2 separate regions of the Homo sapiens genome follow, and region 2 is linked to region 1. Evidence: chromatin loops called from intact Hi-C (ENCODE). Cell type or tissue: IMR-90. All regions are shown on one strand. Each heading gives the region's core, and the rest is flanking DNA. Links, peaks and the distances in the headings are about the cores only.

The links. A loop is a pair of places that touch in the nucleus more often than their neighbours do. Peaks named below come from ENCODE experiments on the same cell type or tissue, not always from the same donor. Only the 100,000 strongest peaks of a DNase experiment are listed, where the experiment ranks them.
Region 2: a loop joins it to region 1, with 7 times the contacts of the local background. A loop is called at or near these places in 3 of 110 quality-filtered maps.

Annotation. Positions count from the first base shown.
Region 1 is chr6:25,166,940-25,183,434 of GRCh38, reverse strand. It overlaps the pseudogene UBE2D3P5. Among named protein-coding and RNA genes, the nearest start is that of CARMIL1, 100 kb to the left of the region's middle. RefSeq lists an enhancer at 8,202-8,702. In IMR-90, for the core only: no CTCF peak of the experiment used is centred there; DNase peaks (open chromatin) are centred at 9,324, 10,434 and 13,644; H3K27ac peaks cover 2,543 bases.
Region 2 is chr6:25,214,259-25,230,753 of GRCh38, reverse strand. It overlaps LOC124901283 (a long non-coding RNA gene), which reads left to right. Exons shown (of 2, transcript XR_007059516.1): 2 at 93-519. It also overlaps the pseudogene LOC100533655. Among named protein-coding and RNA genes, the nearest start is that of CARMIL1, 57 kb to the left of the region's middle. In IMR-90, for the core only: a CTCF peak has its summit at 7,094 (motif pointing left); a DNase peak (open chromatin) is centred at 7,103.

The sequences.
Region 1 (16,495 bases), core at 5,773-13,772:
AATCGTAAGTCTCTCAGACTCAAATTAGAACATAAGATTGAGAAACTCACTGAAAACCGCACAACTACATGGAAACTGAACAACTTGCTGTTGAATGACTACTGGGTACATAACGAAATGTAGGCAGAAATAAATGAAACCAATGAGAACAAAGACACAACATACCAGAATCTCTGGGACATAGCTAAAGCAGTGTTAAGGAAATTTATAGCACTAAATGCCCAAAAGAGAAAGGAGGAAAGATCTAAAATCAACACCCTAACATCACAAAAGAACTAGAGAAGCAAGAGCAAACAAATTCAAAAGCTAGCAGGAGACAAGAAATAACTAAGATCAGAACAGAACTGAGGGAGATAGAGACACAAAAAACCCTTGAAAAAAATCAATGAATCCAGGAGCTGGTTTTTTGAAAAGATTAACAAAATAGTTAGACCAATAGCTAGATTAATAAAGGAGAAAAGAGAGAAGAGTCAAATAGACACAATAAGAAATGATAAAGAGGATATCACCACTGATCCCACAGAAATACAAACTACTGTCAGAGTACTATAAACACCTCTACGCAAATAAACTAGACATCTAGAAGAAATGGATAAATTCCTCTACACATACACCCTCCCAAGACTAAACCAGGAAGAAGCCAAATCCCTGAATAGACCAGTAACAAGTTCTGAAATTGAGGCAGTAATTAATAGCCTATCAACCATAAAAGCTCATGACCAGATGGATTCACAGCCGAATTCTACCAGAGGTACAAAGAGGAGCAGGTACCATTCCTTCTGAAACTATTCCAAACAACAGAAAAACCCATCACATTTGATGTACTAATAGCTCCAATCCATATAAATGTTGTCCAGTTAAACTTAGACCTTAAAATACAGGATGTGGGTAGAGTTTAATCTGGTTGGTCATAATTTTTACCTAAGATGTAGCTCCTTTGCAATAAAATGAATACAGAAACAACTTCAGTTCACTTTGCTTTTCATAACTGTCTTGATTAGAGATGGAGTCTACTGAAAAACAATCTCCTACAGGTGAGTAGAGCTTTTCTCTCACATCTAAGCACACATCATACCCACCACACCTCACTGTTATCCAAATTTAAGTCAATGAGGAAAGCTTTTAGTCTCACACCTAGGCTATGCGTGTAGAACTGGCTTGTCACACACACACTTCTCTGCTAGGAGGCAATGTTGGTACAGAAGTACAGTATTTCTAGTCTGTTGTTCCAAGTATGTACAACATGCAGCATTGCTGTATCAGGTTGTATGTACAGGGCAGGGTGAGGTGTATACTCATAGAAGGCACTAAAATGGAAATCAAAAGAACTTGCTCCTTTTTTTTTTTTGAGACTGGGCCTTGCTCTGTCACCCAGGCCAGAGTGCAGTGGTACTATCATGACTCACTGCAGCCTTGAATTCCTGGGCTCAAGGTACCTCCCACTTCAGCATCCTGAGTAGCTGAGACCAAAGGCACATGCCATTATGCCTGGCTAATTTGTTAATTTTTTTGTAGAGACAGCGTCTCACTATGTTGTCCAGGCCAGTTTTGAACTCCTGGGCTCAAGCAATCCTCCTGCTTCAGCCTCCCAAAGTGTTAGGATTACAGGTGTCAGCCATTATGCCCAGCCTAAAAGGACTTTCTCTTTCAGAGTGCCCCTGTCTTTATTTGTAGAGGTTATTCAGTTTCTTTAATTACCTGGCATACTTTGAGTCCATCCCTGAGCTATTCTGCTATACTTTTCTCTATCCTTTCTGTAGATCTCAGCAACCTCATTCACTAGAAGATCATGTGGATTGGAATCATACAATGGGGAACAAATGGAAAAGAGTACTTTTGAAATAGTGCTGGAGACCACTGTGACCACAGAATGTCAAGACACGTGCTGCCATTACTGTTACTATTTGGAAAATACATTCTTGTAAATGCAACCTTAGGGGGTTTGAGGGGGAAGTCTGTTGGGAAATGAATTGCAAGAAAAATATTACACCCTGATTGGGACTGTCATTTTGCCTCTTATTGCAGCTTGCCAGTCGACATGCCATCTCCAACAGGACCGGCTGTACACTGTGCTGGGCGGGGGTGGGTCCCGTGCCAGGTCATTCAATTCCTTGTGAGTTCTCTTTGGAGCTTTGGTGGGAGGCAAGTGGTGCTCCCTCCAACCCCTGGGGCCAGGACGAGGACAGGGAAGGGGTGGGCGAGGGAGCCTGAGGCCGCCTCATGATCACCCACCAGCGGGAGAAAATGCGGCGTTGGGGTGAGCGGGTCTGGGGAGACAGGATGAGCGCTGGGGCTGCCTGCTGAGTGGCCGCCGTGTCACTCTGGATGGTCCCTTTATGCACTGCAGCAGCTTAACTAACTCCCTTTTCTCTGGTAATATTTGTTGCTTAAAAGAGGATGGCTTTATCATCTTTCTCTTAATTAATATGTTAATAGTTAATATGGCTATATCAGCTTTCTCTTGGTTAGAATCTTTCTATATCTTTCTCATATTGTAGATATAAGTATGTAAACAGGCATATTTCAGGCTCAGGCATATAGAATTGATCATAATATTAACCATACTATTGTGGGTCTGTTTTATGTGTATGTAATCTGTTGTTTTTGCTAGCTCTTACTCATTGTGCCTTGGCTGTTTAGTAATTTTGTACCATGAGCTGCTTCATGGTTTGTAATTCTACTTGCAGAAATTCTCTTTAGCTAGCTTAAAGATGGGGTCCTTCAAAGAGAATTTTCCCCTTCTTCTAGGTTTATGAGAACTGTTAGTCCAGGGGCACTCTAAATTAAATGTTCAGCAAGACTTTTCTCCAATTCTCTCAGGTAGTGTAAATTCAAGCTACAAACATGCATAAAGGCTAGATTTCTCTGGTTTTTAGTATTTAGAAGGCTGTTTTAATCTCCCTTCTGCTTAGCACTAAAATTTGAGCTCGTAGATTTTCTTTCCTCTAGAGCTGGAGGTGAGAAGGGAGAGGTGAGGGGTTGGAGACTAATATGGGTTTATTTCTAGTTCTTTCTAAAATAGATGGTTTAACTCATTATGATCCCAACCTTTTTTGTGGCAGATCTCCTGTTAGACACAGTTTAATTTTGCTGACCAGTAATGATTCAGTGATGGGAATCTCGCTCTCTTTTAACATACTCCACAACGTGGGCAGACCCCGGGCTGTGTCTCTGGTGCCTTTGAGGTCATAAAATACAAAGCTCAATCTCCTCTTCCTCGCTTCTTTCATTTGACAAATGGCCGGCTCCAGGCCTCTCACAACTTCTCTACAGTGGCTCGTCTTCACTTAGCCCGATTTGAGAATTCCTTACTTTCTTACTTTCATGGGCTCTTTTCAGTTTTGTTTTTTTTTGTTTTTTTTTTTTTTTTTTTTTTTTGAGACGGAGTCTCGCTCTGTCGCCCAGGCTGGAGTGCGGTGGCGCAATCTCGGCTCACTGCAGGCTCTGCCTCCCGGGTTCACGCCATTCTCCCGCCTCAGCCTCCCAAGTGGCTGGGATTACAGGTGCCCGCCACCACGCCCGGCTAATTTTTTTGTATTTTTAGTAGAGACGGAGTTTCACTGTGTTAGCCAGGATGGTCTCTATCTCCTGACCTTGTGATCTGCCCACCTCGGCCTCCCAAAGTGCTGGGATTACAGGCGTGAGCCACCACGCCTGGCCCCTTTTTTAGTTGTTTTAAACAAGAGAATCTGTTGACGTATTTAGCTTACCACCTTACTGGAAACAATCTAAATTTAGTAGATGACACTTCAAACTCTGTTTAATTGCTTCTGTGTGCTTTTTCCTCTCAAGTAATTATATCTTAGTATATTACAGTCATGAATATTTGTTTTTTAGAAATTCCAGGATATGAATTTGTTTTTTATAAATTCCTGAATTCCAGGAAAGGACACTGGGAGGGTGGTGTGCTCTGGTTGGTAAGTGGTAAACATTTTAGTTCCAAGCTTGAGTCAGCCTCTTTAAAAGGATATTGCAGAATTTTGGAACAGATACCACAAACTCCTTAAATCTGTCAGCTTGAAACTGCCCATGAAACTGCCGGTTTTCTATTTTTAGCTTTTATTTCCATTCAGTTTATCTTTTGCATTTACTTCTGTTGTTTATATTTCTGCTTTAGTAGCTTTCTTCCAAAATCAAAATCATACAAACAAGCTGTAGGGGGTTGAGTGCCCCTGCCCCCAAAGATATGTTCACCCGGAACCTCTGAATGTGACCTTATTTGGGAAAAGGGACTTTGCAGATATAATTAGGCTAGGAATCTCAGGATGAAATCACCCTGGAGTATCTGGGTGGGCCCTAAATCCAATGACAAGTGTGCATCCTTATATAAGAGGAGAAGAGACAGACGGGAAAGAAAAAAAAACAAAAACAGAAAAGATGATGTGAAGTTGGAGGTGAATGAAGCAATGAATCTATAAGCAAAAGAATGCCGAGAGTTTCCAGCACCCACCAGAAGCCAGGAGAAAAGCCAAACCAGGTTCTCTCCCAGAGCCTCTGGAAGGAGCCAACCCTACTGCCACCTTGATTTCATATTCAGGCCTCTTGAACTGTGAGAGAATAAATTTCTGTCGTTTTCTAAAGGCACTCCATTTGCGGTCATCTGCTATGGCAGCTTCAGGAAATGAATCTACAAATTTATAAATTTTCTTTGCCCCAGGAATTTTTAAAAGTTTGCAATCTAGTTTTCCATCAAGCATGACCAAAGAATGACAGGTAGATGAGAGAACTGGATTAGAACGTCTCTGGAGGTTGGATTTCAAGAGTTTCCTGGTTGTGAGAATCAAATACACTGTGTGCTTAAAGCATTTAACAAATGTGAGACTTTCCGTAACATGACCATTGCTTTTTTAAGAAGTCTAGCACTCATGATCAGTGCTGACCGTCAGCTCCCGCTTTGTTCTCAACTACAGCAGTGGTTTTAGTGTTTGACATTTCCACCTGTCTTTCCTTCACTCCCTGCCCCTCCTCCTTCATACACACTGAAATTAGCTCTCTGAAACTTCTCAGAGCGAGTCTGAATTTTGTAGAGAAGTAGTTTTGTCCAATGAAGAGTAACAACAAATAGCCCCTGGAATTTGTCTACCAAATTATAACACCCCTCACCTCAGCAATTTTGGATACTTTATCATTATAGCAGCTGTCTGAGATAGGTATTGTCATGAACATTTTATATGTAAGGGCAGTTTTTCTCCAGTTAGAATCAAAGAACTGGAGCTGGAAGGAAGTTTGGAATTGCTGGCCTTTTTCATCAATTGGTTAATTAAACAATTTTTAAGTAAATATAATGTGCTAGACTCTAAGATGCTCTGGGGATTCAAATATAACCACTCTATTCCAGGCTTCATGTGCTGATGAGCAAAATAATATATCACTACTAGCAATAGTGTAGCAATTTCATAGCACTAATAAATTTGAAATTTTAAACCATTATTATAAGTAGGAATTTTTTATACACCCCAAGTGAAACAGTATACATCAATAAAAATGTGTTCTAAAGCCCTATTTATGTTTGTTATAAAGTAAACTAAGGCACAACAAAATTTCAGAGTCTCTTTGAGGAAACAATGATTCATGAATGGGACAGCTCCAAACCAGAAGTGGCTTAGGAGCTCCATGGAGGGAACACAAGAGGGCAGCTTTTATAGGATGAACATAGAAGTAAAGCAAAGAAAATATTTGATGGGTTACAATTATACAGTTGCCTTGTTTGGTCTATCCCTTTGGAAAGTCCCTAGTTACATAAGTTTATTGGCTACTTCTGATTGGTTGAGCTTAAGTTCTGTTTTTAATATAGGCATTTATAAAATATAGCTCAAGTTTCACTTACGCTTGTAAATCAAGCAAGGTTATGATGAGGCATAACCAATTTTGTCTGCTCAAGAATTCTTCAGGCCTGGTTTTCATTTTGTTTTCTTTAACATTTTAGTACCTATAAATTTACTTCTTTAACTGCTGCATAGTATTCCACAGAAGAATGTACCATAATGTATTTGCTCATTCCTCTGTTGATGTTACCAATATTTTGTTGCAATGGACAACTTTTTGTATAAATGCCAAAGTACTTCATTAGAAAAATTATACTAGAATAGAAGTAGAATTGGTGAATCAAAGGATATTCACATTTAAAAGTTATTATATAGATTACAGATGGTCCTGACTTACAATGGTTCAACTTATGGTTTTTCAACTTTATACAATGATGTGAAAGTGATGCACATTTAATAGAAACTGCTTTGAATTTGAATTTTGGTCTTTTTCCAGAGCTAGTGATAAGTAGTATGATACTCTTACCTCACACATTCAACATTTATTATAAAATAGATTTTAAATTAGATAATTTTGCCCAACTGTAGGCTAGTGTAATTGTTCTGAGCAAGTTTAAGCTAGGTTAAGCTATGATGTTCAGCAGGTTAGGTGTATTAAATGCATTTTTGACTTAAGATTATTTTCAACTTATAATAGTTTTATCAGAACACAACCTATTGTAAGTCAAGGAGCATCTGTATATAGATACTGTCAAATTGCTAAAAACACTCTATCAATTTATGTTCCTGTCAGTATTATCAGCATACACTTTTTTCAAAATTCTCACACAATATTATTCATCTTTAAAATTCTGTCAATACAAAGCTAGAAAAATGACTCAAGTTATTTTAATTGGTTTGTGAGGAGGGCAGAAGAGCAGGTTAAGAGAGACTTTCACTTTGTTTCTTCACATCTAATGGGAGACAAATCTGCATGACCTGGGCTAAAGTGGACTGAGCCAGTCTGAGACAGGGCTGCAAAGCCTTTGGCAGATGTCAGCATTCTTGAAACACAGAGGCTCTTCAAGGCTGTTCCTAGTGAAATTTTAAAATTGTGGTTTAAAAACAAGGATTACTAATTGCATTGATATTAATATAGCCAAGACTTGCTCTTTTTTGATTAATGAATTCAGGGTATATCTTTTCCCCTTTCTTTTACTTTCAATCCACCTGTGTAATTGAAGTTGAAGTGAATTTCTTATAGATAGCCTATTGTTGGAACATGTTTTTATTTTTATCCCCTCTGCAAATTTCTGTCTTTTAATTCGTGTATTTAGACCACTTACATTTAAGGGAATTGTTGATATGTTAGGGCTTATATCTGCCCCACTACTTTGTTTTCTTTTTGTTTCCTCTATTTCCTGTCCCTCTGTCTCTCTTTTTTGTACCTTCCTATGGGTTGATTGAACATGTTTCAGGATTCAATCTTAATTTATTTATTTTATGTTTTTAAGTTGTAAGAGGGAGGATCTAGGAGGAGTGGGGCTTACCATCATGGCTGGAGCTGGAAGTTGTTGAGTAATTATTTTTTATTGTCATAAAATGTACATAACACAAACTTTATCACCTTAGCCATTCTAAAGTGTGCAATCAGTGGCTGTGCAGGGAGAAACTCTCTCAAACTGTGTCTTTACTCTCACACTACAACAATCAACACAGAAGGCTTCTATGACCAAATATGTTGGGGGTTAGGGGGTTGGTTGCCACACTTCAAGCAGTGGACACCAGCCAAATGTCCTCCAATTCGATTCTTACACTATCTACCTAGAGATGGCGTCAGATCCCATGGGTTGGGTCTCAGTCCCCAAGACTGTCTCCTCTACACCAGTTGCAAGTCTGGGCCTCTGAAACTTCTGACCAACTAGCTTGAAGTTGAGATTCCCAGGAATCCCCTCTTTGGGTTTGATTAATTTTCTGGAGCAGCTCACAGAATTCAGGGAAACACTTAAATTTACTTGTTTATTATAAGGAATATTACTAAGAATACAGATGAAGAAACACATAGGGAGAGACATAGGGGAAGGGATGCAGAGTTCCATGCCCTCCCTGGGCTCCACCCTCCAGGAGCCTCCATGTGTTCAGCTATCTAGAAGCTCCCTGAACCCAGTCCTCTTGGATTTTTATGGAAACTTCGTGACATCAGCATTCCTTCCCCCAGGGTATGAGGCGAGGCCCTCATCGGGGAGACTCTTAAGACCCACAATCAGAAAGACAGGGAACATTAGAATCCTGCCTTGGGTCAGGTAAAAGGAATGCAGGAAAGAGATTATTTCCTGAGGCCTGCCCCTGAGACCTAACACACCCAGCATTATAACGAAAGACTGTAACAAGGGATGTGGGAGTTATGAACCAGGAACTAACTGTGAAGGAGAACATCATCGACTGTGCCAAACGAGCTCAGATGTCCAGGAAGGGGCTGACTAAAATGCATTATTTGAATATCATGATGCAGAAGATATATATATCTATATATCTATATAGATAGATGAAAACAAATATGTATATTTTCTATAATGTTCTATAACACAAGAAGTTTCCCAAACATTTATTTACATTGTTTGTTTATTCCCAAATATTTATATTTCCCAAATACGACAGCAGGGAGACTGAGAAATCACAAAGGACAGATGAGAGCGATGTTACTTAATGCCACAGAACAGGACATCATTTAAAGGAGTTACTCAAAGTGTTTCAGTTACTGCCATTAGGAACTCCTAAGCCCCTCGGCAGTGTGGGTGGTACGGGGTAGGTGTTGAGGTTAGCAGCACCCACAGGCTTCTCTTCACGCAGGATATGCTATATAGTGAATCGGTATCAAGACTGGAGGAAGGTAAGGGTTTCCAGAAAACCACCTTCAGGCCATGGTTTGGAGTAGTCTTATTGAAGTTTACAGAATCAAAAGTTACAGATAATTAGGAGGCATTGAAATACAGACCTGTTTTCTTTTTTCTTTCTTTCTTTTTTTTTTTTTTTTTTGAGACGGAGTCTCACTCTGTTACCCAAGCTGGAGTGCAGTGGTGAGATCTCGGCTCACTGCAACCTCTGCCTCCTGGGTTCAAGTGATTCTTCTGCCTCAGCCTCCCAAGTAGCTGGGACTACAGGCGCACCCCACCACACCTGCCTAATTTTTGTATTTTCAGTAGAGATGGGTTTCCACACATTGGCCAGGCTGGTCTCAAACTCCTGACCTCGTGATCTGCCCGCCTTGGACTCCCAAGTACTAGGATTACAGGCATGAGCCACTGTGCCCAGCTGACCCAGTTTCTACGACCAGTTTAGCCACAAAGTAGACATGTAACCAGAGGAAAGTGACTTAACCTCCTAGGGCCTCAGCTTCCCATATTACACACCCCTGGGATGAGAATGATAGGAGGTGTAGCGGGGTTGAGCTGGATAATATAAGGTTCCTTACAGCTCTAGACATTTATGATTTAACATTTTTTATGGATTGCTAATGCTGCTTTTTTTTTTGTTTTAAATGTCAAATTCTTGCATGTATAAGGCCTTGATTCTTTCAGGCCTGGGTTGTGTTGATTTATGGGCATGAGCTAATTCCAGATGACTCATTCTAGAAGTGATTGTGTAAGTATCCTTTACTTAGCTAAACATATGCAACATAAATTCATCTACTATAACATATGTTCTCTCAGAACATGCTACTGGCCAGAGTTATTAGATTTTGTTCACACCATAGATCCTGCTGTATTTTACAGCACTTCAGAATAACAATCATTCTTTTAAAACCCTTCTACACACCTTTGCTGTTTCTGTAAATACACCTGTCCTTTACAAGCATCTGGCTCTTTCTATGCATTCTTCCTCCAGAAATCATAGTATTATAGATTTGGAAAATGCTTGGCCTTCATTTTCCTGTTACAGACTGGTTTAGGTGTCCCTCTTAATTGTTCTTAATGCATTCAGTATATTCATTCATTTCTTAATTCATTAAAAATATGCACCATGCCAGGTGTTGGGGACATTGCAATGAACAAGACAGGCATGGCCCCTGCTCTCATTCAGTCATGTCTAGGGGTAAAGGTAAACCTTGGATAAGTAATAATTGGTGTGCTGACTGTTAAGAAGAACTACAGTGCTATACAAGCTGTATGATCATATTGGGCTTTAACCAATTCCTTGGGAATCAGATTTCTAGATGAAGTGGCATTTAAGTTGAAATCTGAGTAGTGAGTAGGAGTTAGCCAGGCAAAGATGAGGAGGGGGACCACTCCAAGCTGAGAGAACAGCTGAAATGAGAAAGTCCATGCAATATTTTTTTTTTTTTTTTTTTTTTTTACCATAAGAAGATCACACCGGCCAGAATGGAGAGAGGGCTGGGGAGGGTGATTTGACCTGAGTCTAGAGAGGCAGGCACAGATCAGACCAGGATGCTTATGGCAGGCCACGCTAAGGATTTTGGACTTTATCCTTATGGAAGTTGGAAATCATTAAGAGTTTAAAGAGAGATATGATCAAATCTGATATTTTAAATAAAGCTCATTTGGCTGTGATGTGGCAAGTGGGCTGGAGGGCAGGGTGGTGAGAGGAGACACAGGAAGCTCAGTTGGGACATTCCTGCTGTGGTTCAGACGAGAGCTATGTGGGCTTGGACTAGGGCAGTGTGTCTGCTTCAAGGGGAAAGGGTTTGGTGTTTTGTGGAATTTGGGGAATGAGGGAATGTTTCATGAAGCCGAAGGGGAGAGTGTTTTTAAAAGGAGGACATCATCGACTGTGCCAGATGGAGCTGAGATGTCCAGGAAGGGGCTGACTACACTAGAATGCATTATTTGAATATCATGATGTGGAAGATTTTTTGGGGGGGGGGGGCAGACTCTTGCTCTGTCACCCACACTGGAGTGCAGTGGTGTGATCTCAGCTCACTGCAACCTCTACCTCCCGGGTTCAAGTGATTCTCCTGCCTCAGCCTCCCGAGTAGCTGGGACTACAGGTGTGCACCACCACGCCTGGCTAATTTCTTGTATTTTTAGTAGAGATGGGGTTTTGTCATGTTGGCCAGCCTGGTCTCGAACTCCTGGACTCAAGTGATCCGCCCACTTTGGCCTCCCAAAGTGCTGGGATTAGATGTGAGCCACCGCACCCACCCAGAAAGATATTTTTGACCTCAGGAAGAATGCTTTTGGTGGAATGACGAGGGTGAAATCCATAGTGTGTGGCTTAAGGAGTGAATGGAAAGAAGAGGAGGAGAGAGAGGTGGAGAGACTACACCTCTTTCCAGAAGTTTGGCTCTGAAAGTAAAGAGAAAGGGTTAATACTAGATGGTAACAGTAAGTAAAGAAAGAATTGTAGTTTTACAGTTTTTTTGTTTATTTGTTTGTTTGTTTTTTGAGGCAGAGTCTCACTCTGTCGCCAGGCTAGAGTGCAGTGGCATGATCTTGGCTCACTGCAGCCTCTACCTCCCGGGTTCAAGCAATTCTTCTGCCTCAGCCTCCCTAGTAGCTGGGACTATGGGCACGTGCTGCCACGCCTGTCTAATTTTTTTGTATTTTTAGTAGAGACAGGGTTTCACCATGTTGGCCAAGATGGTCTTGATCTTCTGACCTTGTGATCTGCCCACCTTGGCCTCCCAAAGTGCTGGGATTACAGGAGTGAGCCACTGCACCCGGCCAGTTTTACAGTTTTTAAAATGGGAGAAGCTTCCACACATTTAGATGCTAAAGGAAGGAACAGATAGGAAAGATTTAAGAATCAGGAGAGAAAAGAGACAATAGCTTAAGATTCCCGACTATGGGGTAGAGGAGAATGCTTAGAACCAAGGTGGAGGAATTGGTCATTTGTCACATTTGCTGACATTTTACTGACATTTTCTGGCTGGATGTCTGTCTCCTTCACTGGGCTGTAACCTCCTGAAGGTGAAGGCTGAAATTCTATTTGATTTTATATCCCTAGCACTTAGTGTAGGACTTAGCACGATAATGTGCCCTCTGAGTGTTTGGCTGGGCTGACGTGTCACTTGTGGTAGGAAGGTCTCTACAGATGTGTTCCCTTAAGGATATAGACTGAAGGCCTTGAATGCTTAGGAAGCTGGGGATTGACTTGAGGTAGGTAGGGCTTCTTGGATAGATTTTTTAAATGAGAACTATGAAATGGCAAAGCTGTCTGGCCTGTTAGGTTAGTAACTTTGGCTGTTTATGCCTGATCCAAAGCCCTAGGCTAAAATCAGTCATGGTGGAGATAAAGAGCAACCTACAACATGCAAGTCAAGAACTACCACAGTGAATTCTCTCCTTCTTAGCTATCTCCTTGGTCTAGAAAGAAAGATGAACCCCACAGCAGCACCCCACAAGAAGAGAAACAGTGCTCACTCATTTGAGTCTACTTCTCATCAGATCTGATGCAACTTATCTGCACAGGCCATGAATGGAACAATGAAAAGATGACCTGAAATCTTTCCCCACTCAGTTGCTGTTAAATTTAACACAGACATAAAAATTAAGAAATTCAGTGAAACAATTATATTGCATTTGTATTTTTCTTCTGCACTGCCATTAATATTGGCTGGTAAAAATTATTCCATACTTATTTCCATGAATTTTGAAAAGACTTAAAACTGCCTGATATACTTGGGTGATATTCTTCCAGGAATGATAAAATGAGACAGAAATGGCCTTTGAGTGTTTTCAGGAAGGGAAAATGGAAAATGAAAGCTGGACTAAAAGGTGTTACAAAAGCAAACTAGTTAATACTTCCAAGAAATGAATATGCTAAGATATTGTTTGCTGATCAACATTTATTAAACATTTACTGTGTACCACTGATCTAGGCTCTTGGCCAGATATGAGCAACAAAAAGAAGATAGTGTAGTGCTTGCCTTCCAAAATCTAGCACAGTCCTAGAAAGAATTCAGGTTTCACTAAGGCTACTTAGGGAGAGAGTTCTCTAGGTTCTAGAAATTAAGGCAGGCACCCACACAAAGACTCAGTTGCAAATGGGTGGAAAGAATGATTTTTATTAATCAGCACAATATCTTAAAAATCCCAGTGTAGCCTTCTTTGATAAAAGACAGAGTACATGACTTAGAGGCTTAAGAGGGGTCTTCTACTACCCATTCTGGATTTCTGTTTTGAGACTTGGAAGTTCTAAAGTCCTTGCAGAGGAGATTCTGAGGCCCACCAGTAGCCTAAAATCTCCAGGCCTGCTCCCCTCACTGCCCCCACTCCTGGGTGGAACACAGACGTAGAAGATGCTACTCAGCTCAGTGGCCCTGCCCACCATGCACCTGACCCTGTGAATGCCTGTGGCTGGCCGTTCAGGTTAGTTCTTCTTCCCTCCTCTCCCACACCATGGAGACACAGGAAGAGAAGGAAGATACGTGTTTTTCTCTAGTGCTGACATTAGAGCCTGAGACTCCGGCCTTGCATGAGGCCAGATGGGCTAAGGTTTCTATGCTGGGTTTTTCGAGATCTCCCCAGACCCTTCCAGCAAATTCCTCTTTTTACTCGAGGAGGTTTTGGAAACAAATGAGTAAGACAGACGTAGTCTCTGTAATAAGAGAATGGTGAGTCAAGGACACCTGAAAAACAGTAATAGCTAAGGTCGGACAGAATAGAAGGGAAAAAAAAAAAAGCAAAAAGAGCTCTGGAGACACAGGAGAAAATGAAGCTCAGATGTCTGGGAAGGCGAGAGTATCTAAAACCTTTACCAGAGAAGACTGGAGGGCCTCTTTGGGAGATGAAACTCTCTGTCACCTGGAGATTCACCAAAGACTCTGAGGCTGAGGGGAACAGTATACTGTGGAACTGATTTCTGAGACCACAGTTGGAAATTGTGTGTTCAGAGTCCTTACAAGTCTGAAAAGGCCTTTATTTTTACAGCCACACTTGAGTCACCATTTGGCTGTAGAATTCTCCCTCAGAATTCTGTAAACATCACTCCATTGGGTCTCCTGGCATTTTATTTCCAAATAAGAGAGCAATGTCCACTGGTTTCTTTGCACTTGGCAGACACCTGATTTTGGTGAAGGTGTTGGAGTGTCTTTTGTTGGGAGAAGTGAGTGTGAGGAGGGTGGGGGAGTGTTCTGGAAGTTTGTAGGATTTCTTGTAGGATTCTTTTCTGTCATTTACAAATTTCAACAGATTATCTGTAATATGGCTTTTTTCAGTATTCCTGCCCAACAATCCTTAGATTCTTTAAATATGAAATCTAGATTTTCTTCTATTGAGAAAAATGTTAACTTATTCTTGATCATTCCTTCATTTGTTTTCTGGAATTTCTGTTATGTAGAAGTTATCATATATTATTCTTCCTGTTTCTTAATTTTCTTTCATAACTTCTCTGTTTTTTAGGAGATTCCTTAAATTGGTTATCTGTTTCACAGTTGCCAGGTTTGGTTTTTGGCATATTATTCTGCTACTTAAGATCTCCACTATTTTTTTGTTTTGTTTTGGCGCCCATGATTTTACTGGAAAAATCCTTTTGTTCTCTCCTTTTTTGTTACCCCTTTTCATTTATGTGACACCTTCCTGAAAATTACCCCTCCCTTTGAGATTTAAATAAAATGTCTGGCTCTTCATCCCATTCTTGATGGGAAGTTTAATGCCTCCCCTAACTCCTGTTTTTTTTTTTTCTTTTCAATTCCAAGAGGTTTTGTACTTGGTCCCCACCTAGGTCCAATTTTCTTTGTCCTAGATTTCCTAATTGTACCTCTTCTTAGAGTCTGTTCTTACAGCCTGTCCTGGTGCAGACATGGAACACATCGTTTTCCTTTGTGTTCCCCAAATGGCATTCTTTCATTCCATTCACCTTGTGTGGACACACTTTGCTGAAGGTCTGAGGTGGCGAAAAGGGTGGCGTCACAGCTCTCCAGAGAGTATTCATGTGTTTTAAAAAGTCCTCCATCTGCCCCATTACCAGGGATTTGTCACCTACCACCTTACTAACAAGGCTCCTCTTCTGTCCTGTTGAAAGGAAGAATCACTAATGGATGCTAGCAGGGCTTAGTACCTAGGTGATGGGATGGTCTGTGCAGTACCTGCCATGGCACGTGTTTACCTGTGTAACAAACCTGCACATCCTGAACATGTACCCCTGAACTTAAAAGTTGGAAATCAAAAAAGAGAAAGGGCCTCTGTTCTCTGCCTTTCTTATCTTCCAGACAGAACTCCCTTTACCTGAATTCTAAAGTCCTCTTTGTTTCTATCTGATATTTAAGTCAAAAAGATGTTGCCACACCTGTTCTCTCCTTCAGAGAATTCAGGTTCCTGCTATTATAATCCCTTTTTATTCCTTGATGCACTAAATTTCTTTTTCTGAAAATTCTTCCTTGTTTTCTTTACTAAATCTATCTTGCAGAAAGATATCTTTGCCCTGATTGTTCAGCTTATTTCTGGCAGCTAATTTTTCCCATATGTCTAATGTTTCTTGTATAAGAGAAAATAGATGGCTTTTATTTCTAATCAGAGGTCTATTTTTCTCAATGTTGGCAAATCCTGTGGGTTCCCTAAGCAATTGTGCATCTCAGGGTTCAGTTCCTTCTGGTGGTTTCCTGCTTTCTTTTCCTATGTGAGGCTTACGTAGAATTTATTTAACATGCAATAAAATATGCACATAACATGAAATATGTTTACAATATGGATAAATCCCACAATCATAATGGTAGGAGAAAGAGGCCAGATACAAAACAGCATATGATTCCATTTATACAAAATTTAAGAGTAGGCATAACCAGTCTGTGGTGATACAGATTAGAGGAGTGGCTATCATTTGAGTGGATGTTGACTGGGAAGGAGTTAGCTGGAGTCCTAGAAATTTTCTATATCTTGATGTGGGAGGTAGTTACATGAATGTATACCTGCGTAAAAAAGTCATAGAGCTATACATTCAAGATTAGTGCACATTACTATATGTAAGTCATACCTCACTTTAAAAAATGTCATGTGATGTCATCTAGAACTAGGGAAGGAATAATTTGAGAGACCTTCTTGATTTGGAGAGGAAAAGGATATTTTGAGGGCAGGTGTTACTTAGAAGAATTGCTCTACATAGCAGTCTTTTCTTCCTTTATCCTACTATCAGACATTTCTCCAACTAGAATAAGATGTGGTTACAACTGTCCTCTTGCTGTTTCGTGAGAATTGCTTAGTTGTTTCCTACACAGAATTTTAAACGTTGTGGTAAATACAAGTTCAAAGTCACATTGCCAGTGCTTCGGAAACTTATAATCTAGTTGGAGAGACAAGACTAACATAAAAGAGAATTTAGTGTTGCTTTTTTTTTTTTTTAAGTGCAAATTTTGAGGCACAGAATTCTCCAGGGATTCAGGAGAAAGAGCACTCAGTGGGAAAAGGAGGAATTGATTTTAATGAAGCGGGGAGGACTTAAGGTGAGTTTTTGAAAATACCTGGGCAGGCACAATGCCAGCTAGTTCTTCACTGTATTGTGTTTGTTTAAAGAAACATAGAACACCTGCTTGCTAGAGCTGAAACAGTGACTGGGCAAGACAGGATATTTATCAAACTGGGGAAAATAAACCAAGTGGCATACAGATGTCTGAAGAGATTTAGACTTGGATTCTGAATTCCCACTAGTCTGAGCCCTCAGGGTTGAGAGGACAGTACAGTCAGGGGAGGGTAGGGATCGGGAAGGAACAGAGGCCAGGCCTAAACTGTATGCCCCGGTGGGAAATACTATACAGAGGTCTTTTCTTTTACAACAAAGCAATTCTTATTATATTACAA
Region 2 (16,495 bases), core at 3,827-11,826, 49 kb before region 1:
TCTATTTATCATTTTATATACTGTAGGTGAGCCTGTCCTAAAATAATCATCCTTTTGAGTTTTCTAATATCAATTGCCACTTTTCACTTTAGTATTCAGAGACTCAAATCTGGGACCCCGTTCTGAGTGACAGCAAGTGCGTGGACACACACATTCTTGAAGATACTGCTTTTCACTTCACATTGTTCTACTCAGCGTCTCCACTGCTCCCAGCGTCTCTGCTGTGCCTCTTCTGGACATATAGAAGTGATGTATTCTTCATAGTCTAAGAGCCCCAGCAATATTTATAGCAATCTTTAATTTCCACTTAGTAAGTATTTTGAACTTATGAAATTCCTGTAAGTGAATTTTAGGTCATGCCACGTGTACTCCACCTTCTGAAGTCTGCCCGTGATGACCTTCTTTCAGGTACAATAGGTACAATTTGTCTAGTGTAGATTGTCTAATCTTGATTAATATAGATTTTCTTCAGTTCAGAAATACAATTTAAATGCCATTAAAAACTTAATTTTTGACTGACTTTTCTTGTGTTTCTTATTTAATAGAAAGCCTCAATTTCTAGTAAAGCCATCCAGTCTTTCAGTTACTCAGTGTGCTGGCCTGTGGAAACTGAAGAACTATAAATATGCTCCAATTCACATCAGTCTGGTGTTTCTGAAGTTGCCCTGTTTCTACGTTTCAAATCCCATGTGGTTTTTTTCATTTAGAATATAATTCCAGATACCAATTATTTTATCTGATTTCATAAATCCCAGTAACTTCTTTTTCTGTCTATTTGGCCTGTTTCTTCCTTCATTCCAGACATAGTTATCTAATGACTTAGTTATCTAATGACCACAGGGTGTGGTTTTACAATCAAGTCCAGTTCTTGCATCTGTGCCTGAGTTTGGGGGCCTGTAGGACTTGCAATTTTAATTGGTGGCAAGGAAGTATGCAGTTCATGCATGTGGCTTGAATAATAAGATTTTGCTCTCCTTTTTCTCATATAATATCTAAGTAACTGTCTTTCTTGCTATTGTAGCTTTCTCCAGGCCAATCTGTCACTCTGTGGTTTCTGGTTTTGCTCTTCATTCTCCCAAGAATCACTGTAGCATTTAAGAAACTTTACTGAAGACTTGAAAATAAGGTCAAAGACCTGCAATGCAGAAAGGAAAGTCTGTGCCTGAGTTGTCCTCAGATCCCATTGCTCCTGAAACCTTTCAGTCATGGCCTTTTCATAGGACGATCCCTGGTCATCCTTCTACCCACCTTCTCCCACTCCCACCAGTGTCTCCAAGTTACTGGCTGTCTTAGTTTGTTTCAGCTGCTGTACCAAAAATACCATAAGCTAGGTGGCTTGTAAACAACTTTTACTCCTCACAGTGCTGGAGGCTGGGAAGTCCAAGATCAGGGCACTGATGAATTCAGTGTCTAGTGAGGGCCTGCTTCCTGGTTTGTAGACAGCCATCATCTTGCTGTGTTCTCCAATGGGAGAAGGGACAAGGCAACTCTCTGGGATCTCTTGTAAGAAGGATACTGATTCCACTCATGATAGTTCTGCCCTAATGACCTAACCATCTCCCAAAAGCCCCACCTCCTAATACATCACCCTGGTAGTTAGGTTTCAACGTAAGAATTTTGAGGGGACATTCAGACCATAGCACTGGGTCGGCCTCCCACTTGAACAAACAGTTCCCTTGACTCTCTCCATCATAAAGCCCACAACTCCATCATTATTTCTTAGCTATAGCCGTAGGAGAATTGGAGTTAAGCTCACGATAATCTCTAGGCACAGGGCCAGAATGAGAGTAAGGCAATGATGCATGAGGCCACAAGTTTTAACGGAACACCAAAAGAGTTAACAATTAAGAGCAATAATATGTTAATGCAATATTTTAAAAATTAAAATTAATGCTAAAATCGATAATAAAATAGCAATAGTTTAAATAAAAACAGGCTGTTTGTTTTGCAACTCTGCATTTTTGTGCAATAAAGCATAGTTGTTGATTAGCTCAAGGTTCCTGAGCCCACAGAGCTAGGCGGGTTGATAAGGGGTGATGATGGTGTGTGAACAGATTGGACAATATAATGCTTTATATTTAGTCATATTTTTGAATGGCAGAACTTTTACTTTTTCTATTTGGTTCAAAATATGGGGGAGGGTACTTTGTGTGTATGTGTGTGTGTATATATATATACACACAAGATTTTGCTCTCCTTTTTCTCATATAATATCTAAGTAACTGTCTTTCTTGCTATTGTGTGTGTGTATATATATATATATAGCTACTATATATATATACAGCTACTATATATATGTGTATATATATATATAGCTACTATATATATGTGTGTGTGTGTGTGTGTATATATATATATATATATATATATATATATATACAGGGGTACATATTTATCCTTTTGCCTCAGGCTCCAACATGACATTGCACACCAGTGTTCTATCCACAATGAGAGGAGGTTTTTATATTATCATCAGAGCAGGATTCTGGGCCTGTTATGCACAATTAAAATCTATTAGTGTCCCCTCCACCTGCAAAAGAAGTCTTCCCCCAAAATGGAGTCTGCCACCTTTATAGTAATATAAATTATGCAGCTTTTCAAAAATTGTGAAAAACACATATTTACAATCTTAACCATTTCTAAGTGTAATGTGTAATGTTAAGTACATTCACATTATTGTGCAACCAATCTCCAGAATACTTTTCATCTTACAAAACTGAAACTGCCCACCAAACAACTCCCCATTCTCTCATCCCCACAACCATTCTACTTGGCACTGGCAATACCATTCTACTTTCTATCTCTATGAATTTGACTACTTTAGGATGCTCACATAAGTGGAGTCATACAGTGTTTGCCCTTTGACTGGCTTATTTAACTTAGCATAATGGCTTCAAGGTTCATCCATGTTGCAGCAAGTATCAGAATTTCTTTCCTTTTCAAGGTTGAATAATCCATTGTATATACCATATTTTGTTCATTCCTCCATCAATGGACATTTGGGTGGTTTACACCTTTTGGCAATCGTGAATAGTGCTACTAGGAACACAGGTGTACAAATATCTCTTCACTGGCAGCTTTTGAAGATCACAGAATCATATCTCACAAAATCCATTCCACCAATGATTACTTGTGAATTGGATTTCTGCTCTGCACTCTTTGTGGTAAGAGGAATTTTCTGCAAGCTTCTGGCTCTTTGGTGGCAAAAGCCATTCCTAGATTGAAGTGCAGAAGTCATTAGAATCTTTAACACTCCACCTGACTTGCAACTGTGGTTACTCTTTAATCATTTCTTGCCCACTTCCATGAAGGCTACACTTTCCTATACAACATCATATTTAATCTTTCTTTATAACAAATCTGTGACATTGATGTTATAATTCCCATTTTATAGTCAAAGAAACTGAGTCTCAGGGAAGATAAGTGACTTACCTAGTTAATAACCCATTGGGACCTAACATATAAGGATCTAGTAAGTACAAATAAGCTAGCACTGTCCACATAGACTGTGAGTTTTGCTAAATCTATAAATCTTTCTATTTGAGCAAAATAAATGTAAGAAGTTTTCAGAATTCATAACTCTACTTACCAATTTCCAAAAGGGGCAGTTTCCAAATTATTTTATATAGAAGGAGATGCTACAGCCTTCCTTAGGCACTCAATCTAGTGACCTATGACTAACATACCTCTGGGAGGAAAAAATCATCTTAATACAGATTAGTTTAATAAGACAATAAGACAGCCTGATACAGAAATTAAAACTAGGGTATGGAGGTTAAAGTTTGGCATATTGGCTTCTGCACTGACAGACATTTTACTTTCATGCTATTCTGATGGTCCTTGCCTAATGACCACAGAGCGTGTGTGTGTGTGTGTGTGTGTGTGTGTGTGTGTGTGTGTGTATGTATGTATGTATGTGTCTGTCTGTCTATCAGTGCTATCTAACAGTTTTCTGCAATGATGGAAATACTTTTTGATTGTCCAATGAAGTAGCCACTAGTCACATGTGGCAACTGAGCACTTGAGTGGTGACTAGTATAAAAGGGAAAATCAAATTTTTAATTTTATTTAATTAATTTATATTTAAACAACCACATGTAGTTATAACAACAGAATATTGGACAACGTGGGGGCTATAGAATGGGTGTAACAATGTTGTATTTCAGTTCTTCTACCAGTTCTTCGGATTCGTTTTCTTGAACAGAGTCCAAGATGGAATATTTTACCATGAATTCTGGGTTGGAATAGGTAGGATTACAGTGAAACTCTAGCATTTAGTCACATGAATAAAAGCTGAATGAGGACAAAGCATTTCAAAGAAGGATCATATGTCTACAGAGAAAGATAATCTGGCCCAATAAACCAGGTAAATTGTGTGTTTTGGAACGCTCTAGTGTATTTTATTGCTAACGCCCATTTAGTGAATGGATTGATTTTCCTGTTAGAATGTAGTGGGAACATAATCTGAATGCCTTTGACTCTGAAGCCTACTGCAGCTAACAAGAACATCATTTGTATTTCATTGGCCCAGACAGATTATGATTAATGGTTGGATGAACACATTTTCAGTTGAATTTATGTAGCACAGTGCTTCCCATAATTTTTTTCCTGTCAAGGAACTATTTTATGTTAAATTACACAAATATAGTTTTATTTTTATAACATTACTTCCTTCTATCTCTGAACACCTGCACCTTCTCTCACAATGTTAACCTCTCTCTTTGTATTGCAATTTGGCTTCTGTATCTACTCTGTTCTTTTTTCCCACCTTCCCCCGCCCCCTGAGACAAAGTCTCACTCTGTGGCCCAGGCTGGAGTGCAGTGGTGCAATCTTGGCTCACTGCAGCCCCGACCTCCCAAGCTCAAGTGATCCTCCCACCTCAGCCTTTGGGTTGCTGGGACCACAGATGCACACCACCATGCCTAGCTAATTTCTTGTATTTTTAGTGGAGACAAGATTTCGCTATTTTGCCCAGGCTGGTCTTGAACTCCTGGGCTCAAGCAATTCTTCTGCCTCAGCTCCCTAAAGTGCTAGGATTGCTGGTGTGAGCCACCATACCCAGCTTGTTTCTTTTATTCTCAGAATATTCTTAATATTCTCAAGAACATTCTTGGCCTCCCTTCCCTGCCATTTATAATGTTTCCTCCCTTGGTTTCTTTATTTTCCTTCATTCACACTCTGATTGCACCATTCAGTTTGACTCAATTGTAGTCAAATTCAACTCACAGGCTTGTTAACCCTAGTTTGGTGAACATCATAAGTCTTTCAGATGCTGGTTGGAAATGCACCTCCTCAATCCCTAACACTGACATTTAAGCAGCAGAAAGAAGAGGAGCAGCCCATGGTGAAGGCAACTGGAAAGGTCAGAGACCCAAGGAGAGATAAGATGAAAGTTATCAGTGGTGCCTAATGAAGAAGAACTGTTCTGTGAGACAAGGACTGAGAATGTTCCTCATGAGGACATCATTGATGACCTTGGTGAGAACAGTCAGCAGAAGTTTGAGAAATTATTGGGAGGTGCTGAAGCTGCCACAAGTACAGACCAAGCTTCTGAGAGAGTTGGATGATGACAGAAGGAGAAAGTGAAAAAGGGCTCAGGGTAGAGAGGCTTTTGTTTAGGATGGGAGAAGCTAGAGCAAGCCAATGTCAGCTGGGGCCTCCCTGGCTCTGTGAGATGTTGGTCCATCTTTGTAAACCTGGTCCAAAGCCACAGTCCAAGATTCCTTTTATGATTTCCCTAAATTTCTGAGGCTTGCTCCCTCATGCTTCTCTTTGTGTCCCCTGCCACATCTGTACCTGTGGTTTCAGATCCATCTTGTGGCACCACAGTGCGAATCTCAGCCTTCTCGCCAGTTTCTACACAAACACTCATGTTAATGGTAATCTATTGAGTTAACAATTTAACAAGGAACTTTAAGGTAGTTTGGAGGTGCTCCTGGAGAGGGGTTATACGCCCAACCACACTGCCCTCTGCCATCCTGCTGGCTCCTCCTCCGTTTTTCCCAACTTCCTCCTCCTTTAGAGCAAGGAATTACTTTTCTTGTCTAGAACTGAGTGATCAACCCAGAGTCAAGGTCTCGCCTTCAACCTCAATGGGCTTATCCATGAATTTTTCTAAGAAATCTCCAAAAGGAATTTTCATGCCATTTGCTAAGAGAATTCGATTCTCCTCTAATATGTCCTCTTGTCATATTAGCATTCGGGGGTGGGGGCGGGGCAAACAGTTTATGTAGACACAGAAATTGATGCATGTGGTGAAATGCTGGGAGACACCTGGAGGGGAGAGGAGGGCAGCTGTTCTATTTCTTGTGATTGGTGGGACAGGAAGCAAGAATGAGTGAAAATGAAGATAAACCTGTATGGGGGCAGGATGTGTATGGGGGTGGGATGGAAGAGTGAAGATTTGAGGGTTTGTGGGCTCAGTAGTCTCTGTGGGGGCAAGATCACTTGCTGACAGGGGATGGACAGAACTGAAGGTATGAGATTCTCGCTATAGAGAGGAGTGAGGGAAGGAGAAGGGATGAGGGGAGAGATGCTGTTTTTAGATAAGGAGAAGTATTGACAAGATGAATGGAGTATTCTTCTGAAATCGGAAAGTATACCTTTGTGAAGATACCAGTTCCCACGGTTGTACTTCTCTCTAGAAGCCCCAAATCACTAAGATATAGAAGCAGAGAAGGGGGATTTCAGGATTAATCTGGGGTTGGAGCTTGCAGAGCAGGACAGTGTGAGTTCTAGTGCTTTATTCTGAAGTCCTGGTGAAAAAGGGAAAATTGAGTAGGAAGAAGCCTGCCCATTAGCACTGGGTTGACATTCAGCTCCACTCTGGACCATGTTACCTTGGTGATAATGAAAGTGGAAGGAGGGATGCTTTTCTGCCAATTTTATCTAAGCGTCTTGGGCAGTTTTAATTTAAACGTATGATACTACCTCCATTTTTTCCTGGTATGATTCCTTTCATTTAATTAGGCTCTATTGGTGGAAAGTAGTTGATCTTTGATGACGTTGTTATCTCCTGAACATTATTATATCTCCCGCTCTGGTTTACAGGTTTTTCCTGACTCTTCTCTTCTGCATTACAGCTCAGGACTGCCACCCAGTGGCCTGTTAGCATAGAGCTCTGGAAATGCTGATTTTTTTCTTTAATACAGCCACAGAATAAGACAATAAGAAAATATTTGCTTCCTTGTTGGGGAAAGTAAAATGCAGAACTTCCTATTTACCAGCCAAACAAAAGAAGAATGCATTCTCTCAGGACCTCAGGGACTGTCAGAAAATAAGAAAAGCTTTTTTGACCTTAGTAACCTTTGACATGGTTCTCTGAGACCAAGTGTGTTTAGCCAGGAATTTATACTAAACAGGGAATGGAATGAAAGCAGGATCAGGATTTTGAAGAAAAATACCTCTCAAATTGGGGAGAGTTAGGCAAAGAGATTCTGAATGTAAAGTCATTTGGGGAAGACATAGGCCCTTGGATAAAGCATACTTTTTTTGTTTTCCTATTTTACTTTCTTCCTCACCCTTTAACACATGGAAGATGGGTCCCTGTGTCCTCCAGGTCTGATAGGAGTTGTCAGACTGCCGTTGTTTGAGTTACTTTATTTATTTGGAATTTCTGGATGTGAGAAGCTATGGAAGCCAAGTTCAGATTCAGCCATTCTAATTCTCTTATAAGATATCCTCTGTGAAACAGTGGTGTACATTTCAGTTTTGTTTTTGTAAAAATTGAGTATCAAAATTTTAAAATCCTACATGTTTTATTATCAAAAGATCACTTACAGGCATAAACTCTAGTATAATTTTTAATTTTTTGAATTGTAGATTGTCTTTTTCTTTTTTATCATAGACACTCTGAAAGCTAATTGGGATGACAGAGAAGAAAAAGAGAAAAGAAAGAATCTCGAATAAGAGGCCCAGTGGCCTCACTAGAAGGATGAGAAGATAAGACTTGCTCTAGAGGAGGAAAAATGGCAGCTTCCTTGCCCACTAAGGGGAGACACAGAGACCCTTGAATGCAATGTAGAGTGTCCTTCCTTAGCCCTTATAGCGGTTCTTCAAAGTTGCAACTGTTCCTACAAATGTTATTTACAGCCTGGGACTTCATTAAGCCAGAATATTTCCCTGAACACTACTAGAGATGTGCTCTGTAATATTAGCAAGGTCTTGCTGATACCAAGGGAGGGAAAGTAGGTGAATATCTGTGCATGGCTCTGGAGGCATACCTAGGGCAGTGTGGGTGGAGTGCCAGGCTCTGTTAAGGATTCCCAGTGGGTCAGCCACAAGCATATGGAGTGATGGCTCCTGAACAAAGACTGGGCAGAAAAGTGGGCAGAAGGGAATGCCAGAAATTGGAGACAGAGATAAGATACTAAACACAAACTTTTCCACTTCCTAATTTTGTCTAAGATAAGAAGATTCTAAAAACAAACTTTTCCACTTTCTCATTTTGTCTAAGTCCAGCCCTGCTTGCATCCAATGGAAGATAAAAGATTAAAACTAGAGATTATTTTCAACAAGCATGAATTGAGGACCTACTATAATTGGTTTATTGAGCAATCTTGCTTCACTGGACAATGAAAGTAGGAAGACATTATTTTTTCCTGTCATTGCTTTTACCTGGGCTCTGCAAAATATCCTTTTCCTGACACTTAATGAAATCTTGGGGAGATTTAATAATGTCAGGATCAGTTTGGTTATTAAACATCATTTTGTTTAAAACTCCAATCATATCCTATTCAAGTTTCAAATATTACCTTACCTCACTCCTGCTCCAGGTACTAGGTCACAAAGAAAGTCTTTAAAGTCAAAATGTTTAAGAATCTAAGTTATATGAACCATATTATCTGGCTATATTGTAATAATCATATAAGAAATAAGAGACTTAACTTACCTATACTGTTATAGGTTAAAAAAAATTGTGAGTCATTTACATTAACAGTGAAGAAGGGAAACATTGATATTTTCTTTTCATAAAAACACCACACTACTTCTTTTAGCATCTGAGATAGAAACAGAAGCTAATAAATAGGGAAAGAGTTTTTGATTTTTAACTTTGTATTTGATATACTAAAATAGCAGCCCATAAGTTCAAACCCCATGTGTTTCATTTTTATTCTGATATAATAATTTGAATAGAGAAAATTCTTAAAGTATCTTAAATGCTCATTTTTCCCTCAAATATCTCATATAACATGGTGCTCAGAATAAGGTGAAATGCAATATGTTGCTGTTTGTAGCAGCACGGTTTCTATTTTAATGGCTGATGATTTAAAATTTTATTTTAAAATTTATATATGCATATATCTATATTAAAATATAAGATTATTTTATATTTTATTTTAAAATCATCTTCTAAGATCAAAAACAATTTGGTTTGAAATGACAGTACAAGGAATGTGCATCAGTGCCTCCATGTCAACCTGCTGACACTGAACGTTCAGTTTTATTCTGCAACCTTCTGCAAGCTAATTTATACAGCATCCAAAGCTAAGGCGAAAATCAGGCCTGGAGTTAGAACTCACTGGATGTCAATCTGGTTTCTGATGGATAACAGAGGCTGAGGACATAAAATAGTCCGAGTGTTATTTATGCTATTCAGCTAGATATGTTTCATTGAAAGCAACTTGTTTTAAAATGTCTATGAGCTTGGAGTTGTATTTATATTGCATCAGATCCACAAAGGTGTGCAGTTTCTGGCTGGCACTGATCTGTTGACATGTCCTTGGCATAACACACTTGAAAAGTTACAACAGACTGCTTTTTTCTCCATGTTGTTGGTTTTCAGAAACTTATAAATAACTGACCAAATCTTCTAAATTAGAAGTAGTTGGATACTAGCAATGGTTCAAAACTTCCTACAGGGAAGTCCAACTGAGTATACTTGGAATGTTGTTGTGACACAGCCTGAATACAGGCACTAAGTTTCTGTATATGAGGCCTAGCATTAAACTCAGATTTGTAGGGAAAGTCTGATTCATGGCATGGAAATTGGAAAACACCTTATACTGTTGTAGGTCTTGCTGGGAATATCTGCAAGGCATGGCCTGATTAGAACTCCAATCTGTAAGCTGCCATTTACTTGCTATGCCTCATTTTATGACCCAGTTGCTGCTACTTCATCTCATGAATTTGTTGGTGCTAAAGCTATTGGGGTGGTTATAACTACCCTGTAGCTTGAGTTGAGAACCAAGGAATGTTACTGCTTATGACCTGAATACACGACGGTAGACTTGTAAAATAATCTTGGATATAAGTTAGGATTTTATCTGTTATGCCTAGTAGATAAAATCCTTACCAGAAAGTCAGATCTGAAGTTCCTCATTCTGCTGATTGTATTTGATATCTTCAAAATCAATGTTTAAGTTTTTCCTAGTCTTGTATTAGGTCATTATTATTATTATGTGGAAGGAAACTTGCAGGATCTCCACAAAGTGTCAGGTTCATTTGCTGAGATGGATCAATAGATTCATGTTTGAAGACATTGCCTTTTTGCATTTGGCACAATATTATCTTGCTGATTACTGGCTTCACTCATAGATGCATTTAAAAAGCTCTTTCAAAGGGTGCAGTATTTGAAACAGGATAAAACGCCCAGACTCATTTTGTTGCATCATAGCCCTCAGAAGGGAAGTAGGATTAATGGAATCCTTATTTTGAGCTAATTTGGTAGCAGAGTATTTTCCAGTAGTGCTACTATTAGTCCTCATTAGTAAGAGTTCCATCATGACAGGGAAAGGGCTGATTATCTCATCCATCACGGCTTCTCCAGCAGTAAACATAATAAAAGATAATTTCTATTTTATTTTTATAAATGCTCTGTTCCTTCTTCATTTCAGAGATGTCTTGAGTTGCACTGATACAATCTAGCCTGCCATTTTAAAAACAAAGGTTGTGTTTAACTGAACCCAGGTCCATTGCTTTTTTTTTCTTTTTTTGGTAGAAAGCCTGTATATGTTCAGGCCTGTTTCTTCAGGCTTACTCATCTGAACACAGTTTTTGACTCAACAAAGTGTATTAGCAGCCAGATCCCCCATGCACACAATTTTGCTTCAGCATATCCCAGAACAACTTTTCTTTTTGGCATCCCAAACTGTAGGTGTAAAATCTAGTTTGTGTTTAGTTTTAGAGTTGTTTTTTGTTTGTTTGTTTTTTGTTTGTTTGTTTTTTGTTTGTTTTTTGTTTGTTTTTTGTTTGTTTGTTTTTGGTGTAGGTTTCAATATGAATGGAGGTTTAGGTATGGCTGGATCAACTACTGTACAAAAGCCAAGGGAAGTGGAAGATTCATCTTTGCCTTTCTTGTCTGTCCATTAGGATACTTTAACCACTCTTGGGAATTTATGGCCAGGAAGTCTATTCAGCAGACTTCCTAATTGGCAGAGGAAGCACATTTCCATAAAAGAAGAGTTTCTGGAGGAAGCTAGCAGCTCCATTAGTTCTGTTGGAAGACAGTGCACTTGAAAGGTGTTTTTTGTTTTCTTGTTTGTTTGAGACGGAGTTTTGCTCTTGTTGCCCAGGCTACAGTGCAATGGCACAATCTCTGCTCACTGCAACCTCCACCTCCCGGGTTCAAGCGATTCTCCTGCCTTAGCCTCCTGAGTAGCTGGGATTACCTGGGCCATGCCTAGTGTGGCCGAAGCCGAGTTCTGACTTTGGCGCGGTTCAGTTCATACATCTCTGATGTTGACATCAGAAGCAGAAACGCCGGAGAATATTGTATAGTAGAAACACAAAAGATTTATAGGGATAACTAACACCAAGCCATTCGGAGCCTGATATGTGAAGTTTCCTTCCGTGTTCAGGCTTTCTGAGTTTTGCTCTATGGTATTCTGGCCTCTATTTCTGTTAGCTGGGAAGGATTTTAATGTAACGTTAAGAAAACTCTTTTCTCAGGTGTGTGATACTGAGCCTATAAACTGTTTGTGCAGCTTATTAATAAAATCTTGTGGAAAAGGTGTCATGCTATCCAAACAGGCAAATTCTGTAATAGGAGAGTCTCTGACGCCTGAAATATTATAGTTTGCTTTGACTCCCTCAGACTGGTTTGGTGTGATATTTTCTGCAACTGGCATGTACACGCCTGCACCTGGGGCGGTGGGGTCCCTGCGGGCTGCAGGCTCCGGGTTGCCGCGGAGACGCGTCTGCTTTCCCTCGGTCTTCGCGGGGCGGGTGGGGGGAGGCCAGGGTGCCTGGAGGCCTGAACACATCCAACAGCTCCAGCAGGCTGAGGGCGAGCCCAAGCTGGGGCTGAGGACAGTAGAGCTGAACGAAGACGCACCTGAGACGGTCTACACCAGCGGTGTCGCTGCCCGAAAGTGAGAGAAGGCTGATACTGCTAGCTGGAATCCAGGCCTGGGTGCTGCATGGTGGCGCCCCTCCCCGTGACCACCGCTGCGTTTTCTCGGGGTGAGAAAGGCGCCCCCACCATGCCCCTGCCCCTGGACTTCTGGCCTAAGAAGCTCCAGCGTCCGCTACCTCCCTGGGAGGGAGTGGGGTGGGGGTGGTGGGGAGCAGGACATGTTCTGGATTCTCAGGCCGCCCCCTGCATGTTCCATTGACTTTTAGTATGGGACATGGAGATATTAAGCGGCATCTCAGAGAATCTCCTGGGTTTAGACACAGACTTCCCTAGCCCTGTTGTTTAGTAGCAATCTAATTTCCCTTTTGTAATCAGGATCTATGGCTGCAGCAATTGAGTACTGTTCTTTGTTTCAGTGGCAGGAGAAGCCCCAAAAGGCCAGGTGCTTGTTTCAGCTGCCAATTCAAGGGCTCCATTGTTGTTGGCACTAAGACACACAGCCAGCAGGGCTCAGAGTTGGGACGGGAAGCAAAAGTCCTGCAATTGAGTTGTTAGCTATGGAATAATAAGGGGAATCACCTCACAACCATTCCTTGATCCTGGGCTGGTGGAAGAAACAGTACCCATGTATCAATCCCTCTCTCCCTGTCTCCCTCTCTCCCTCTGGCATTCTGTAAGATAGAATCTATCCTTTTAGGGTGTTGTCCCCTAATTGGTACCATCTGTAGCTGAGTTTTTGGTAAGCCTCTTACCAGCTTGTTACCATGACCCACATGTTTCGTGGTCATGGGTTACCTGGTAAGGCCAGTGAATTTCTAGGGAATCAGTCCATCAGTTTTGTGAGTGCAGATGGTGCTGGCTAGTACATATTCTGGCAGGGAGAGCTAATCCATATTCAGAATAGTGTCTATTCCAAGGAGGACAAATCAGTTCTCCTTCTATGATGTAAGGGGCCTGATGTAATCAATCTGTCACCAGGTGGTTGGCTGATGTTCCCGGGGGAATGGTGCTATATTGGAGACTCAGCTTTGGTCTCTGCTGTTGGAAGATCCCACATCTGGTAATGTTGGTAGCAGGCCTCAGAGAGGGGAACTCACATTATTGATCCCTGCCAGTATGGCCACTTTGCATTTGGGAAAGAGGCTGACTGAAGGAATGTGATTTTTGTTTTTTCTTTGAGACAGAGTTTCACTCTTGCTGCCCAGGCTGGAGTGCAATGGAATGATCTCGGCTCACTGCAACCTCTGCCTACTGGGTTCAAGCAATTCTCCTGCCTCAGCCTCCCGAGTAGCTGGGATTACAGACGTGTGCCACCATACCCGACTAATTTTTGTATTTTGAGTAGAGACAGGGTTTCACCATGTTGGCCAGGCTGGTCTTGAGCTCCTGACCTCAGGTGATCCGCCCACCTCAGCCTCCCAAAGTGCTGGGATTATAGGCGTAAGCCACCATGCCCAGCCAGGAATGTGATTTTTATCTACCTGTAGGGGTTGCCCTTTAGTGAGCACGCACATGAGGACGCAGATATCCACATCATCCATATACCTCTTTGGAGGCATTCCTATTAAAGCCAAAAATAAGACAAACACACCTGCTATCCCCATGTCAGTCAACATTGTAGAGAGAATTTGGTTAATGTAGTGAGACCTGAAAAAGAAATAGACCTGAAAAACCAGTGTCTACTATAGACACTGGTTGCTTGAGCTCATAGGACTTGCTCAGAAGCCTTATGAAATGTATCTCAGAACTGTCTGCATAGGGGAATAAAGGGGAAAGCACTTTTCCACTTGCTCCTATTCCCCATCTGTCAAGGATTTCCTCATCAAGCATTAACTCTCCCTCCCCTACCCCACTTCTGGGTTGTCTCTGAGTGCTGCTGAGCAAATTTCCAGGACAGGAACAATTTCCAGGACACAGTGAGGTTACCATCAGGTTGCACCTGGGTGGCAAAGAGGTCAGAAGTGGTGAGCAAGACATATCCAATATCAAGTGTATAATAATAAGGAAGAGAATAAACTAATTTACATAAACATGATTATTAGAAAATCCAAAGAATATTATAAACAGAATTAATAAGAGGCCTCAACAGCATTTCTAGATTGACCAATGTACAAAAATCCATAGTGGTTTTGTATATTGATTAGAAAAGGCAATCAAAGTCTAGGTGCGGTCACTCACGCCTGTAATCCCAGCACTTTGGGAGACTGAGGTGGGCGATCACTTGAGGCCAGGAGTTCAAGACCATCCTGGTCAACATGATGAAACCCCGTCTCTACTAAAAAAGCAAAAAATTACCCGGGCAGGGTGCAGGCCTTGCAGGCCTGTAATCCCAGCTACTCGGGAGGCTGAGGCACAAGAATGAGCCTGAGGGGAAGGCTGCAGTGAGCTGTGATTGCGCCACTACACTCCAGTCTGGGCAACAGAGGGAGACTCTGTCTCCAAAACAAAGCAAGAAAAAACAAACAAGACACAAACCTTAAAACTCCCCAAACTCCTATTCCTGAGGCAAATAGGCAAGATACTAAAATATGATAAAACACAATGGAGGTTCAGGGATGTTCGTTGCATTATATTCTTTTTTCTTTTTTCTTTTTGAGACGGAGTCTCACTCTGTCGCCCAGGCTGGAGGGCAGTGGTGTGGTCTCGGCTGGCTGCAAGTTCCGCCTCCCAGGTTCCGGCCAGTCTCCTGCCTCAGCCTCCCTAGTAGCTGGCGCCCGCCACCACGCTTGGCTAATTTTTTGTATTTTTTTAGTAGAGACAGGGTTTCACCATGTTAGCCAGGATGGTCTCGATCTCCTGACGTCGTGATCCGCCCATCTCGGACTCCCAAAGTGCTGGGATTACAGGCGTAAGCCACGCGCCTGGCCTCGTTGCATTATTTTCTACATTCATCTTTATGTACAAAAAAACTTAAGTCCGGTTAAGGCTGATTGGTTTAATCTGAATTCTGACTTTATTTCTCTGTGAGAATTTGAGCTTTGTTCTCCCTTGTGTGCGATCTTTATTCTCTAGTCTGTTTCTGTGGTCACAAGATGGCTGCCAGTAACATATGGGGCTTCATGCATCCTTGTTCACATCCAGAGACAGACCTCTCAGAGCTATTGTGAAAATTTTTTGAGCTTCTCAGAGTATCTTGGGTCAGGTGCGCACTTCTACATTAATCCTGGGGGCTGGGGGAATTCCATGCCCTGACTAGCTTGGGCAGGACTGTTAAATTAATCAATATGGCAAGGGGGATGGGACTACCCTGATTGGCTGAGGAGGTTGTCAGTCCCATTAAAACCACATAGCTACTACACAATGGTGACAGACGGAAAGAGTATTGGGAGGGTCGGGTGCGGTGGCTCAGGCCTGAAATCCCAACTCTTTGGGAGGCCAAGAGGGTGGACAGTTTGAGCCCAGGAGCTCAAGACCAGCTTGGGCAACATGGTGAAACCCCAACTCCATTAAAAAATACAAAAGTTAGCCGGGTGTGGTGGTACACACCAGTAGTCCCAGCTACTCGGGAGGCTGAGGTGGGAGGATCGCTTGAGCCTGCGAGGGGGAGGTTGCAGTGAGCTGAGATCGCACCAGTGCACTCCAACCTGGGTGACAGAGCGAGACTCAGAGGGTCTCAAAAAAAAAAAAAAAGGTATTAGGAGACAATGACTATGTATGTAGGTATAGTTTTTCTTGTTTACATATGAATTTGAGACCATGTTATATGTATGGCTAAAATATATTTAGAATTTTTTGTTTAGAGCAGGATTATTTGTATCAATAATGGTTTCTAAAAACCTGGATTCAACCGAAATAGTTAACTAAAAGGGAACAAAAATGTGGGCTATTACGCAGGTATTAATAATGACAAATTGTAGACTTAGCTTTTTCAAAGCTTGCCAATGACTTGGCAGTGAAGTAAATAATAAAAAGTCATGTTGATGTGATTTTTCTGTCCAGTAACCTCAGATAATAATTTAAAGCCATCTTTAATATGGCTTCCTGATGAAAAAGTGAATGCTTTGGGCAAGGAAAACAGTATTCAGTGATTCAGTGGGTGCTTTATTAGATGTAGTCACAACTCCATTATTCCCTTTCATGGTTCTCATGTTTTCAACATCATGAATGTTTCAGAACTTTTTTTGTATTCTGATTATGTCATTTTTTTATTTGTCCTCTTGGTCCTATAATTCCCCCCTGCATCAGAACATTAGAATCTA